Regions from separate parts of the Homo sapiens genome. Here region 2 is linked to region 1. The links are chromatin contacts, found by Hi-C or POLR2A ChIA-PET in ENCODE. All regions are on one chromosome and are shown on one strand. The core of a region is the stretch at or near the end of the contact, and the rest is flanking DNA. Distances in the headings are between cores, read along the strand shown.

Region 1 (6,514 bases), core at 2,377-4,876:
TGTCACCATCAAATCTAATATGTTCTTCATAGTGGAAACTACCGATGTTTACTTACTGAAAAATCCAGTATTTGGAACAATATTCACCATTCTATAGATACTGTCTTACTGTGTAAAAATATTACAAGTCTAGGATCACAAAGTCTTCTATAGTTTTCTTGACAAATAAAATGGGCCATTGGTTAGTGCTCTTAAAATGGTCTATTCTTTTATTATTACTATTATTTAAGAGACAGAGTCTTATTCTGTTGCCCAGGCTGGAGTGCAGTGGTGTGATCATAGCTCACTGCAGCCTCAAATCCCTGGCCTCAAGCAATCCTCCAGCCTCAGCCTTCCAAGTAGCTAGGGCTACAGGTGCATGCCACCACACCCAGTTAATTTTCTTTACTTTTTTGTAGAGATGGGGTCTTGCTTTGCTGCCCAGGTGGGTCTCAAACTTCTGGCCTCAAGTGATCCTCCCGCCTTGGGCTCCCAGAGTGCTGGGATTACAGGCATGAGCCACTGCACCTGGCCTATTATTTGTCCTTCGTCCAAGTGTTCCGTGTGTGTGTGTGTGTGTGTGTACGCGCGCACATACATCCCTGCTGCCCTGTCTTCTAATGCCAGCTTCCCACTTTAATTGTTGCTCATTGCTTCTAACTTGCCTCACACATGTGACAGTCCAGTCACTTACTAGTGGCTTTCCCATCCATGTGTTTGCTTCTGGAATTATTGCTGTCAGAATGGCAAGCCTTGGGCACTAATGTGGTAGGCAGCTATCTGAGGGGTGATGGATGCCTGGAACTACTCCAGACACAGTGATGTCTGCAGGTCACTGTGCAGTTCCAATCAATGGGGACCTTCTCTAATGGGGAGATGGTCTTGTTGATTTGGCATTTTATTTATTTACTTTTTACAAATGTTCAAATAACAATAATGATTATTATGCTTATTGGTATTATTATTCCTGTGGCTAATCCAACCCTTGATGGTTGAGAATTAGCCATATTGTTATTTATAATCAGCATCAGGTGTTTGGCATGAATTCAGGAGACAGGGAGGTCTCTGAGGATGGATGAAGGCAGTCAGAGAAGCTCTCCTGGAAACTGGGGGCATCCAGGCTGAATCCTGAAAGATTTGTATGAGACCGGGGAGGAAGTGCCTAAGGCTCTGTGAAAATGTCTGGAAGAACCAGGTTTCCTTGCTAAAGGCATCTAGGGAAAAAGGTTGGAGAAAGAAGCCAGAATAAAAGTTGGGTCTCATGGCAGCATCATCCCTGAGGTCTGCAGTGGGGGTTGTTGGCTGCTTGGTGAAGAGGGATAAGTTGCTGCTCAATGCCCCAGAACTAGAGGCACTTGCTACTCTAGTAGTTTGGTAGTATGTGAATAAAACTCACTGGGGCCGGGCATGGTGGCTCACTCCTGTAACCTCAGCCCTTTGGGAGGCCAAAGACGGAAGGATCACTTTAAGCCAGGAGTTTAAGACCAGCCTGAGCAACATAATGAGACTCCATCTCAAAAAAAAAGAAAGAAAGTTTATTTGATTTTCAGTTCTAGAATTTGGAAAATGAAAATAAAAACTCACCAGAAACATCCATTCACTGTGAGCACCTCCATGGGCACCATCTGTCAAAGCACAGGCTTGAAACATTAACCTAAAAGGATGCCTTTGTCTGGCATATCTCTCTTCCAGATGCAATTGGTCTAGATTTAGTCCCAGAGTCTAGTCAGAGTTTTTGCACAGGGGGTTGGTAACCTGGTGAAAGTCAGTAACAGTTTGTTTTGTCCGGAAAGAAATGCCTTGGAAAGGTCAAGAGAGCCCCGGAGAGAAGAGACAAGCCCTCCTGGTCTGGCTCCAGCTTAGCTAGCATCTCCTCCTGCTGCATTAATCATGCTCATTCTCCTTTCTCCGGTGCCCTGTTTTCCTCTGGAATTCTTTTCTGCTTTTATTCCGGTTTGACTCGTTTCTCGAACTTCAACCTGTCCCTAAATTTGGACCTTTTCCTGTTTGTATTCTTGCTTTTTTATTTTTCCTAAATGATCCTGACTGCATGAAAGCTGGTTGATGGTGGGGTTTTCCTGTCAATATATTCTGAAGTTTTACTCTCTAGTGACTGAGGTTTTCCCTTTGTCTTTAAGCAAACCAGATTTCTAGGACTCAAGTGTTTCAGGCACAGGCTTTTTTTTTTTTTTCTTGTGAGACGGTGTCTTGCTCTGTCGCCAAGCTAGAGTGCAGTGGCGCAATCTCGGCTCACTGCAACCTCCGACTCCCTGGTTCAAGCGATTCTCCTGCCTCAGCCTTCCGAATAGCTGGGACTACAGGCATGTGCCACCACACCTGGCTAATTTTTGTATTTTTAGTAGAGACGGGGTTTCACCATGTTGGCCAGGATGGTCTTGATCTCTTGACCTCATGATCCTCCCATCTCAGCCTCGCAGAGTGCTGGGATTACAGGCGTGAGGCACCACACCCGGCCCAGGCACAGGCTTTTTAAACTCCTTCTTTGTCCCTGAGCTCATGATTTCACTGCAGATTTTCTTCTATCTGGACTCACAGTTGTAGAGCCCCAAGGCGATTGCTGTGCACACTATGAGTTTGAGAGCCCATGCTCCAGAGGTCAGGAGGGGAATGAGCCAGGGGAAGACGTGAGCGTCTGGGCAGAGATTAGCACTCTCTTTAAGAAGAGGGAGGGATGAGAATGTTTCTATTCTGCCCTTTCTTCTTGGCTTCTTGTGATTCTCTTGGCCCGTTCCCCCCACCAGAATTTTGCTCTGTGGCCTAGGCTGGAGTGCAGTGGTGAGACCATGGCTCACTGCAGCCTCCACCTCCCAGGCTCAAGCGATCCTCCCACCTCAGCCTCCCTAGTAGCTGGGAGGTGTGCAACACCATGCCTGGCTAATTTTTTATATTTTTTGTAAACACAGGGTCTTGCTATGTTGCCCAGGCTGGTCTCAAATTCCTGGGCTCAATTGATCCTCTCACTTTGGCCTCCTAAAGTGCTGGAACAATAGGTATGAGCCACCCCACCCTGCCTTTTTAATTTTTTTTTTGAGTCAAGCAAGGTGTTGCTTTGTTGCCCGAGCTGGAGCGCAGTGGTACAATCGTAGCTCACTGTAACCTGCAACTCCTGGGCCCAAACAATCTTTCTTCCTCAGCCTGTTGGGTAGCTGGGACCATAGGCAGGCCCAGCTAATTTTTAATTTTTTTGTAGAGACAAGGTCTCACTGTATTGCCCAGCTTAGTCTTGAACTCCTGGCCTCAAGCCATCCTCCTGCCTCAGCCTCCCAAAGTGCTGGGATTACAGACATGAGCCACTGTGCCCAGCCCCTGTTTTCTTTTTGAGTAGTTTTCTTTTTCTTTCTTTTGTGGCTGGTTCAATAAGAGGGTCTCCTTTTCCTAAGCAGGCAAAGGATTTTTTAAACCAGTTTGGAGCCCTAAGGAGGAGTCCCAGGGGAAAAAGAGAGGCTTACATTGATCTAGCCCAGTTCTCAAGGCATCAAAGCTTTTTAGTAATAAAGAGATTTGTGGAGGAAAGGGAAAATGATTTTTTTTATTGTTGGAACAAAAAACGGTCTGCTTAAACCCAATAATTTGTCTGTGTTTACCGCAACCATCTCTGTGGCTTACAAGAATGAGTTCATGACTGTCTGAATTCCACCAGGCAGTGGTGACAATAATTTATTTTTTAACCTTGTGGGAACTTCACATGGGCTGACTCCCCTTTGACCCCGCACCCATCACAAGATGATTTTTTCCTAGAAGTTGCCTCTGGGGCTGGGCTTCTGGAGATGAACCCCATTCTCTCTATGCTGGATAAACCAGGCTTCTGACATCCTTCCTGTGGAATATTTATAAAAATGAGCGCCAAGGAATTCAGCTGTGGTTTCTTGCAATGCCTGGTGTGGTGCCAGCTGTTGCCCAGTTCAGAGCCCTCTGTGCTTGAGTGAATTCTTTTCTGACTTTTTCCGGCGGTAAGAATACAAGGAAGTGCTGAGTAGACAACAGAGAGGAGATGAGAAGATGGAACTCAATAGCCTAAGACAAAAGACTTCCCAAAGCCACGCTTGTTAACCACTAACCAGCTGATAAACGAGGGGCTTTCCTCTGTAGTCTGGGATTGCAGGGCTGGAGCCTTCTGTGTTGGGGACCTCTCCCAGGCTGAGTCATTAAGAACCACACAGAGTGTCAACCCTCGAGTCTAAAGAATGACTCTGTAACCTTGTGAGTCATCTTTCATACAAATTGCACCTCGTCAGGCAAACCACAAGGGGAAATGCATGTTTGCCTTAATTCTACTCTGGTACATTCTAGCATAGGTGGGGTTTCCCCTCACTCTTTGAGGAAAATAAATGCAGAGATTGTCTCTGCCTGGAATGCTTGACATAGACCAAGTCATAGCCAAATCACTCACCCTGATGCCTTCGGTGAGTTATTCCAGTCTCCTAACTCTCCACCCAGCATGTCTTTTTCTGTGGAATTGGGTCTTTGTTAGTTCCATCCAACTTCGTGATGAATTTCAACCCATTTCTTATTTTCTCAGTTGTCCCTTTGTGGCAAGGCTGCTGTTCCCAAGCCTCCATATTTGTTCTTTTGTTTTTAATTTTTTTAAAGACAGGGTCTTCCTTGTTGCCCAGGCTGAAGTACAGTGATCCAAACATGGCTCACTGCAGCCTTAACCTCCTGGACTCAAGTGATCCTCCTGCCTTGGCCTCCCATGTAGCTGGGAGCACAGGAGCACACCTCCACGCTCAGCTAATTTGTTCAATTTTTTGTATAGACAGGGTTTCACTTTGTTGCAGACTGGTCTTGAACTCCTGGCCTCAAGCAGTCCTCCCACTTCAACCTTCCAAAGTGCCAGGATTACAGGTGGGAGCCACCATGCCTGGCCATCCCTATATTTGGATCTGATTTTAAATTTGAATTTAGAAAGTACTCATATTTACCAAAAATGATTCTTGCTTATAGACCAAATAATACAATTTTAGTCCTCCCAGAAAAATAAGAGCTTTGGAGAACCATTGCATAGAAATGACTTTATTCACTGAGTTTACGATGAATGGGAAAAATGCATTCTTTTATTGAGCACTTTTTATAAGAGGTTTAAAAAGATACTTTAACCACTGCCTGTAATCTGTAGTTGCTGATGTTGATGAGTATTTGAAAGGGAAAAAGCTCTTTGGAGGCAGCAGATTAATCACAGCAGAGTATCCAGTTTCATTCGTACGTGTGGTTGTCTTGTATTGTTTGCTATTTTCTTTCTCAGATTTTTCAGTAGAGACTTTGTCCTTTTTCAGAGAGAGTTCAAGTGGATGGCCTTGAGGACTTGAAAAGCTGAGATATGATGATTTTGAAGTCATTTCACATCGAAGCCATGATTTAAATATCGGCGTTAAGGTAAGTATTGAGGAAAGAAATATGACACTTTTGTGGTTAACACATTATTGGCTTTGCTTGCACTGTTAGAAGAGATTAAAGCACATTGTGAAGGGTGATTTTGTTTGAATCATGTTCAACAAACCAGAGCTCGAAGAAGATTAAAGCGGCCTCTGTGATGCGGTGTGGAACCATAGACATACAGGAGAGCTGAGCCACTGTGATGGTTGGAAATGTCTTCATTTTTCCTCGATGGTCATGTGTCCCAGTGTGCCCTTTATGAACTTCAGGAAAGAACAGGAAAGCTTACAGCTGTGGTTTTCTTTCTGAGCTGAGCCGTGGCTATTAGGGAGCTTTCGGGGAGTGTGAATTAGATAGGACCTTTACATAGGAGCAGAGCCAGCCAAAGGAGTGAGAACAGGAGCACCCTTCTGGAAACTGTGCTATTTGACCTGCCTCTCTGGAGCAGGAGTTCTCAAAGTGTGTTCCCTGGAACACAGCTCCCTACACCACTAATACAGTGGGGACCTGGGTCAGAGGATGGGTCTATGCCTAAGTGCGTTTGGAAAGCATTGGATTAAAGTTAAATGACCTTCTTCAAAACTAATGAGCTTTGTGAATCTTGATGGGTGTGAGTAGTGGGCAGTGCTCACCAGAGTTCCATGGAACTATTTTCTTGTGAGGCATCTTAAGACCAGTGTTCCATTTGTTCATTAAATATTGATTGCGCACCAGCCATGGATGGTGTTAGATGCTAGGGATGCAGCAAAAACTGAGGTTGACAGTGCTCATGTTTAGATAATAAATACATTAACAATTAAGGAAAGGTAATCATTGAGAGACACAATAGCAAATGTTTAAGAGCCTGGTATCTGCAGCTCAGTGGCTTGGGTTTTAATCCTGGGTTTGACACTTAATAAACTGCATGATCTTGGAAAAGACATGTAACCTCTCTTTCAATTTCCTTATGTGTAAGATGCTTATAATAGTATTCACTTTGTAGATACTATTATTGCAAGGACTAAAATTATGAATATGTGCTGGCAAATACCAAACTTTATATTAATACAAGTGTCATCAGAATATGTACATATATTAATAGTAATTGTTACCAAAACACCAGGGGTTCAATCTGGGTCCTGCTGCTCACTGCACAGAAAGC
Region 2 (6,514 bases), core at 1,515-4,014, 760 kb before region 1:
ATGTTGGCCAGGCTGGTCTCAAACTCCTGACCTCATGATCCACCCACCTTGGCCTCCCAAAGTGTTGGGATTACAGGCATGAGCCACCATGCCCGGTTAATTTTTGTATTTTTAGTAGAGATGGAGTTTCACCATGTTGGCCAGGCTGGTCTCCAATTCCTGACCTCAGGTGATCCATCCGCCTTGGCCTCCAGAAGTGCTGGGATTACAGGCGTGAACCACCGTGCCCAGCCCCCTGGCCCTTTTCTAATGTTTAATAGCATATCTGCCTATCTTACTTCTATCTGTGTAGCAAAATCACAGGCAATAAATGGTGACTGTGGCCTCAATTCATTAGTTGTTACTGTAGCTCCATCCTTATTCCAACAACATAATCGAGGGAAGAGGAGATTATCCGTCACCTGTCTTGAGGGGCAGGCTGTCGCCTTAGGATAGTCCCTTATGGGCATGGCCAGCCTGTCACAGGGGGGCACATTCACTCAGAATCTTAACTCCATGCTGATGATGGCTTGGTTTTAGGACCAGTGATTCTCATTTGCCTTATAAGTATCACCTAGGAAATTCTCATTCAGTAGAGGTAGGCTTGGGCCCCTGAAATCTGAACTTCAGAAAGCAAGAAGGGACTGTTCCTTGGAAATACTAACCAAGTGAAAAGAACACTTTTTAAATTCAAATCTCTGCTTCCCCATTTTCTGTCCATGTGACCTTGGGCAAGTCACTTAAACTCGTAGAGCTTTGGTTTCTTTATTATATAATGGAAAAAAGAAAAGCTATCTTGTTTTCATTTTACTTTTCATAATATCAAAACCTCTTAACCTACAGCTCTAACCATAGGAGAAAAGTGAAATCATGTATTGCATGTATTTATACTGTACTAAAATGTTTTTGAAAAACATACTTTCATTTACTCAGTTAATATCCCTGATGCAGTGACCCTGAAAGTTGCTGTTACAAGGCTTGTTTTGTATTTGAGGGATCTGAAATTTGGAGATTAGTAACTTGTCCAAGATCACTCAGATAATACACATGGCCAAAATTCTAACTCAAATATATTGCCTTCAAAATTATATAGCCATTAGGTTACTATATTCTTGGACTTCGCAGGTGCTAAGTCACCCACTCATTCAAGAGACACTTACGCACATCAGTGGGCCCCAGGGATTGCTATAGGTATTGGAGGTACAGCCCACATTACTCATGGGCTGCTGTCAACCATGAAGCCACTGGCCAGTCCCCCTCACTTATGCATGCAGCCCTCAGTTGACACCAAGTTGCCTCCCACATCCTTGTTTGCCTGAAACCCACCACCATGAGTGGTTCTAGCTAAGTCAACTGCTGCCCAGTTGGGTCCCCCAGTTTTATCCCTCAGATCCAAGATTCACAGAGCATAGTCTGGGTGCAGAGACCTCCTGGCAGAAGGAGATACTGGAATATTGAGATGTACCTTCTTGGCTCTAGTTAGTTACATTTGGGGAAACTTCAGATGCTCCCCATCCTGATGCACAGATTATAGCTCTAACTGCTCTCAGAAGAACAGCAAATTAGAGAGCATACCAAGAGTTTATACTTTTTAAAAGCTTAAATCTGATTTCAAAACAATTCCTGTTTACTAAAGACTTGCTAGAAAATAGGGATAATGAAATTTACCCACCAATCCCAACACTCAGATCAACAATAATTGCTGTCAACATTTTAGTGAACATCGTTCTGATTTTGTAAAGCACAGATATTAAGATTTTGTAACCTTTATCTCTGGCACCTGCTTCTAAAATCAGCTTTGCAAGTGAGAAGAAAAGAATAACCACTATATCGTTTAAAAGACAATTCTGCTCCTTTATCCGTTCATGCAACAAATATTTGAGTGTGTAGTATATGCCAGTCACAGTTTTAGGTGCTGGGGAGCAGCAGTGCACAAAACTCAATGGCCTTCATGGAGTCTAGAGTTTTGTCAGGGAGAGAGAGACACTGAACAAATAAATAAATACACATAAGTGCACAATTTATGACACGTTTCAAGAGGAAATGAACAAGGTGAAGGAAGTGAATGGGATGGGGAGAGATACTTTGGGACTAGAACTTACTTAGGTCAGGGAGAATATTTCTGAGACTGTGACGCTCACATAAACATAATGTTCTAGATTATAGCAGCCTGGTATAAGTCAAAAGTCACTGTGGATGAATAAACATTTGTCACTTAAGTCCGTGTTTCAATTTTGTTATTAATTGATATGGACAGATCTTGCCACTGCATTCTAGCCTGGGCAACAGAGCAAGACTCGGTCTCAAAAAAAAAAAGAAAAGAAAATAATATTATAAAGAAATGTTGCTTTACATAGTCCCCATAAATACACCATAATCAAATACAATCAATTACACAGTATTTGAACCTGTTTTAGTCCCTGGTGGAAAGTCTGAGGTAAAAGAAAAAAATATGGGCTTTAGTGTTATATAACATCCAGATGCCAATTTTTTTCTTTTTTGGCCTGATACTAGCTGTTGATTTAGAAAAGCTATTTAATCCCTTTGAGCTTTACTTTCCTTGATTATAGGAAAAAAAAAAAGGCATAAATAGAGTGAAAAAAGTTAACCTTCTTGATGCCAGAGAAATAGAGTAGCGCTTGGTGGTGGATGGGTTTTTCTTTCAACTCAATAGGGCTCTGTTAGTAACAGAAACCCCGCATGGAGGTTTCTCCAGTGCCTGGAGAAACCTGGGTAACCGACTCAGCAGGTTGAAGCCTTATCACTGTGGCTTTTCTTTTTAAGATATGGAAACTTCCGGTTTCCTTTTGTGCCTCTTTTATTTCACTTACTTTATTGCATCACAAGCTATGTGGTAGTGGTTTCATTTTTACCATGTGAACTGGATTATCCCACTGCAAATCTCCCTTGAGTTCTTGGAAAAATATCTAACATTGATAAGAAACAGGAAAATTTTAAGAAAATACCCAACTAAGGAACTATTGAATGTTTGACATAGTTTGCAGAGGCTTTAGGAGATCTTAACAGGTTCTTTTTTTCTTTCTTTTCTTTTCTTTTGAGACAGGGTCTCCCTCTGTCATCCAGGCTGGAGTATAGTGGCACAATCCCGGGTCACTGCAACCTCCACCTCCAGGGTTCAAGCGATTCTCCCGCCTCAGCCTCCTGAGTCGCTGGAATTACAGTGTGCGCCACCACAGCCTGGCTAATTCTTGTACTTTTAGTAGAGACGGGGTTTCACCATTTTGGTCAGGCTGATTTCAAACTGCTGACCTCAGGTGATCTGCCCACCTTGGCCTCCCAAAGTGCCGGGATTACAGGCCTGAGTCACCTCCCCTGGCAACAGTTTCTTTCTTTCTTTTTTACTTTCTCTCTTTCTTTCTTTCTTTCTTTCTTTCTTTCTTTCTTTCTTTCTTTCTTTCTTTCTTTCTTTCTTTCTTTCTCTTTCTTTCTTTCCTTCTTTCTTTCTTTCTTTCCTTCCTTTTTTCCTTCCTTCCTTTCTCTTTCTTCCCTCTTTCTTTCCCTCCCTCCCTCCCTTCCTTCCTTCTTTCTTTTTTATTTTTGAGACAGAGTTTAGCTCTGTCACCCAGGTTAGAGTGCAGTGGCGTGATCTTGGCTCACTGCAACCTGCACCTCCTGGATTCAAGCGATTCTCCTACCTCAGCCTCCTGAGTAGCTGGGATTACAAGCGCCTGCCACCATGCCCCACTAATTTTTTTTCTTTTAGTAGAGATGGGGTTTCACCATGTTGGACAAGTTTGTCTTGGACTTCTGACCTCTAGTGATCTGCCTGCCTCGGCCTCCCAAAGTGCTGGGATTACAGGTGTGAGCCACCATGCCCAGCTAACAGTTTCTTTAGAAAGGTCAGTTTAAAGGCCTGTTTTTGTGTCTCAGGGAACTACATGGAGTGTTTGTTTTTTAATACACTGGGACAAAGAAGAGCAAGCCTAGTGTTTAATGTCCTGAGCCTTTAGCTATGTGGCTGCCCAGGCGGGCTTTTCTTTTCCTAACCCAGCTGGATTGCCATAGACCAACGAGAAGTGGCTTGACCCAGGAAGAAAACATGGGTTCTATCCCCAGGAGTGGAGTCAGAGTATTTCCCAGATGCTGGTCCCCATCCAACTAGAGGCTGTTTCCTCTGCCTTGCAACCACTGGCAGGTACAGGCACTTCTGCCCACAAGACAGTCTGGCAGCAGTAGCATTTCCTAAGAGATCCAGTGACAGATGGCTCTGACAGGATACAACAGCCTGCAGAGGAAAGAAACACGGGACAGCAATCTCTCTTGTCTCTTGTCTCTTCCAAGGACACTTTTCTTCCTTTCTTATTCTGAAGAAAAGAAGACATGAGTTAGTACTAAATGTGGCAGGAATAGTGGGCCAGGCGCGGTGGCTCACTCCTGTAGTCCTAGCACTTTGAGAGGCCAAGTGGGGAGGATTGCTTGAGCCCAGGAGTTCAAGACCAGCCTGGGCAACATAGGGAGACGCTGTATCTACAAATAAATAAATAAATAAATAAAATTAGCTGGGCATGGTGGCATCCACCTGTAGTGCCAACTACTCTTGAGGCCGAGATGAGGGGATGGATCACTTAAGCCTGGGAGCTCCAGACTGCACTGCACTCCAGCCTGGGCAACAGAGTCAGACCCCATCTCAAACAAACAAACAAACAAAATAATAGAAATGAGTAATGCTGTACTTGTATGAGTGACTGTGCATCTGAATTCATGGAATTATTGGGGTCTAAGTTCATAGAACTCATTACTAAAGAGGGGATCACAGTTGAAAATCACATGTAAGTAAATTAATAAAAGTCTCTGAAATCTAAGTCAAAAATTAATATGGAAGCAAGCATAGAAAAAAAGCATCCACTTGGTCTGCATGGAGAAAAGTGCTTAACTCCAGCAATAACTGGATTTGATGAGATGTTTTTCATGTGGTAAAACATACTCTTTAGCGCTGTGCGTTATGGCTCATGCCTGTAATTTTAGCACGTTGGGAGGCTGAGGCAGAAGGATCCCTTGAGCCCAGGAGTTCGAGGCCAGCCTGGGCAACATAGGTAGACCTTGTCTCTATAAAAATAAAATAATAAAATAAAATGAAATAAAATGAAAAAAGAAGACCATATCCTTTTCAGAAAATTAAATACAAAGAGTAGGTGTGGTGGATCATGCCTATAATCCCAGCACTTTGGGAAGCCAAGACTGGAAGATCTCTTGAGCTCTAGAGTTTGATACCAGCCTGGGAAACATGGAGACAATCTGTCTCTACATAAAATACAAAAACTAGCCAGGTATGGAGGCTCGCTACTTGGGAGGCTGACGGGGGAGGACCGCTTGAACCCAGGAGTTTAAAGCTGCAGTGAGCTGTGTTCACACCATTGCACTCCAGCCTGGGTGACAGAGTGAAACTCTGTTTCAAAAAAAGAGAGAAAGAAAAGTAAATTAAAAAGTAAATCTAGAATTCCATGAATTATTGGCACACATCCAGTGATGGTCTTCAGTAATGGTTCTCATGCTTTAGCTAAAACCATTTATAAATGCTAAACCTTGTTTTAAAAAAAATACAGATTCCTGAATCGCACTTCTAGATATTCTGATGAAGTAATTCTAAGGGTGCAGCCCAGAAATCTATATTTTAGTAAGCTCACCAAATACTTCTGACTCACGAATCAGTTCCCTGGACCAACTTTAGAAACTATAGTCTCCCAAAAACAGAAAGAAAACTTACTTGGGAATACACAAAGCCAAACTGCAAGAACATTAGTGTCAGATTCCAAAATCCAATGTTCACACTTTAAAACATTTGCCTATGGGCACTGGTACATGACTTTCAGTCTCACTGATTCTTCATGGTCTCCATAGCAACAACGGCTTAGAAAAAGAAATCACAGAGGAAATAAGAAAATTGTTAATGCTACTTCTTTTTTTTTTTCTTTGAGATGGAGTTTCGCTCTGTCGCCCAAGCTGGAGTGCAGTGGCGTGATCTTGGTTCAGTGCAACCTCTGCCTCCTGGGTTTAAGTGATTCTCGTGCCTCAGACTCCCGAGTAGCTGGGATTACAGGTGCGTACCACCACACCTGGCTAATTTTTGTATTTTCAGTAGAGACGGGGTTTTGCCATGTTGGCCAGGCTGGTCTCGAACTCCTGGTCTCAAGTGATCCCCCTGGCTTAGCCTCCCAAAGTGCTGAGATTACAGACAGGTGTGAGCCACCACACCTGGCCAAAATAATGAAGTGTTTCATAATGATGATTTCTTACGCTAGATAAAATATTCTATTACTACCTGTATCCTAGGGTTTTGTGGGTGTTAACTGAGCCAATATACCTAAAATGCTTAGAACTATAAGTGGCTAATATTAATATTAATCACTTAATAAATGTAATATGTTAGCTGGGCATGGTGGCATGTATGTAGCTCCAGCTACTCTGGAGGCTATGGCAGGAGGATCACTTGAGCCCAAGAGTCTTAGGCCACAGTGACCTATGATTGTGCTTGTAAACAACCACTGCACTCCAGCCTGGGCATCATAGTAGACCC

The links. A loop is a pair of places that touch in the nucleus more often than their neighbours do. ChIA-PET counts read pairs that join two places held with the same protein, here RNA polymerase II (POLR2A). Pooled maps may share reads with other maps.
Region 2: a pooled map shows a loop between it and region 1 (4-fold over the local background). The contact joins two enhancer-like sites. A Hi-C loop is called at or near these places in 4 of 50 pooled maps. POLR2A ChIA-PET finds 5 or more read pairs at or near these places in 2 of 52 experiments (PC-9 and activated T-cell).

The regions. Positions count from the first base shown.
Region 1 is chr10:29,656,828-29,663,341 of GRCh38, reverse strand. It overlaps a transcript of SVIL not described here. Among named protein-coding and RNA genes, the nearest start is that of SVIL, 25 kb to the right of the region's middle. RefSeq lists an enhancer at 3,607-4,806. Within about 2 kb of position 3,626, at least 25 of the 41 ENCODE cell types and tissues checked have a DNase peak (open chromatin) inside an H3K27ac peak, as active enhancers do; they include PC-9, where a contact is called at or near this core.
Region 2 is chr10:30,415,146-30,421,659 of GRCh38, reverse strand. No RefSeq gene overlaps it. Among named protein-coding and RNA genes, the nearest start is that of MAP3K8, 16 kb to the left of the region's middle. RefSeq lists enhancers at 2,832-2,901, 2,942-3,061. Within about 2 kb of position 2,764, at least 9 of the 41 ENCODE cell types and tissues checked have a DNase peak (open chromatin) inside an H3K27ac peak, as active enhancers do; they include PC-9, where a contact is called at or near this core.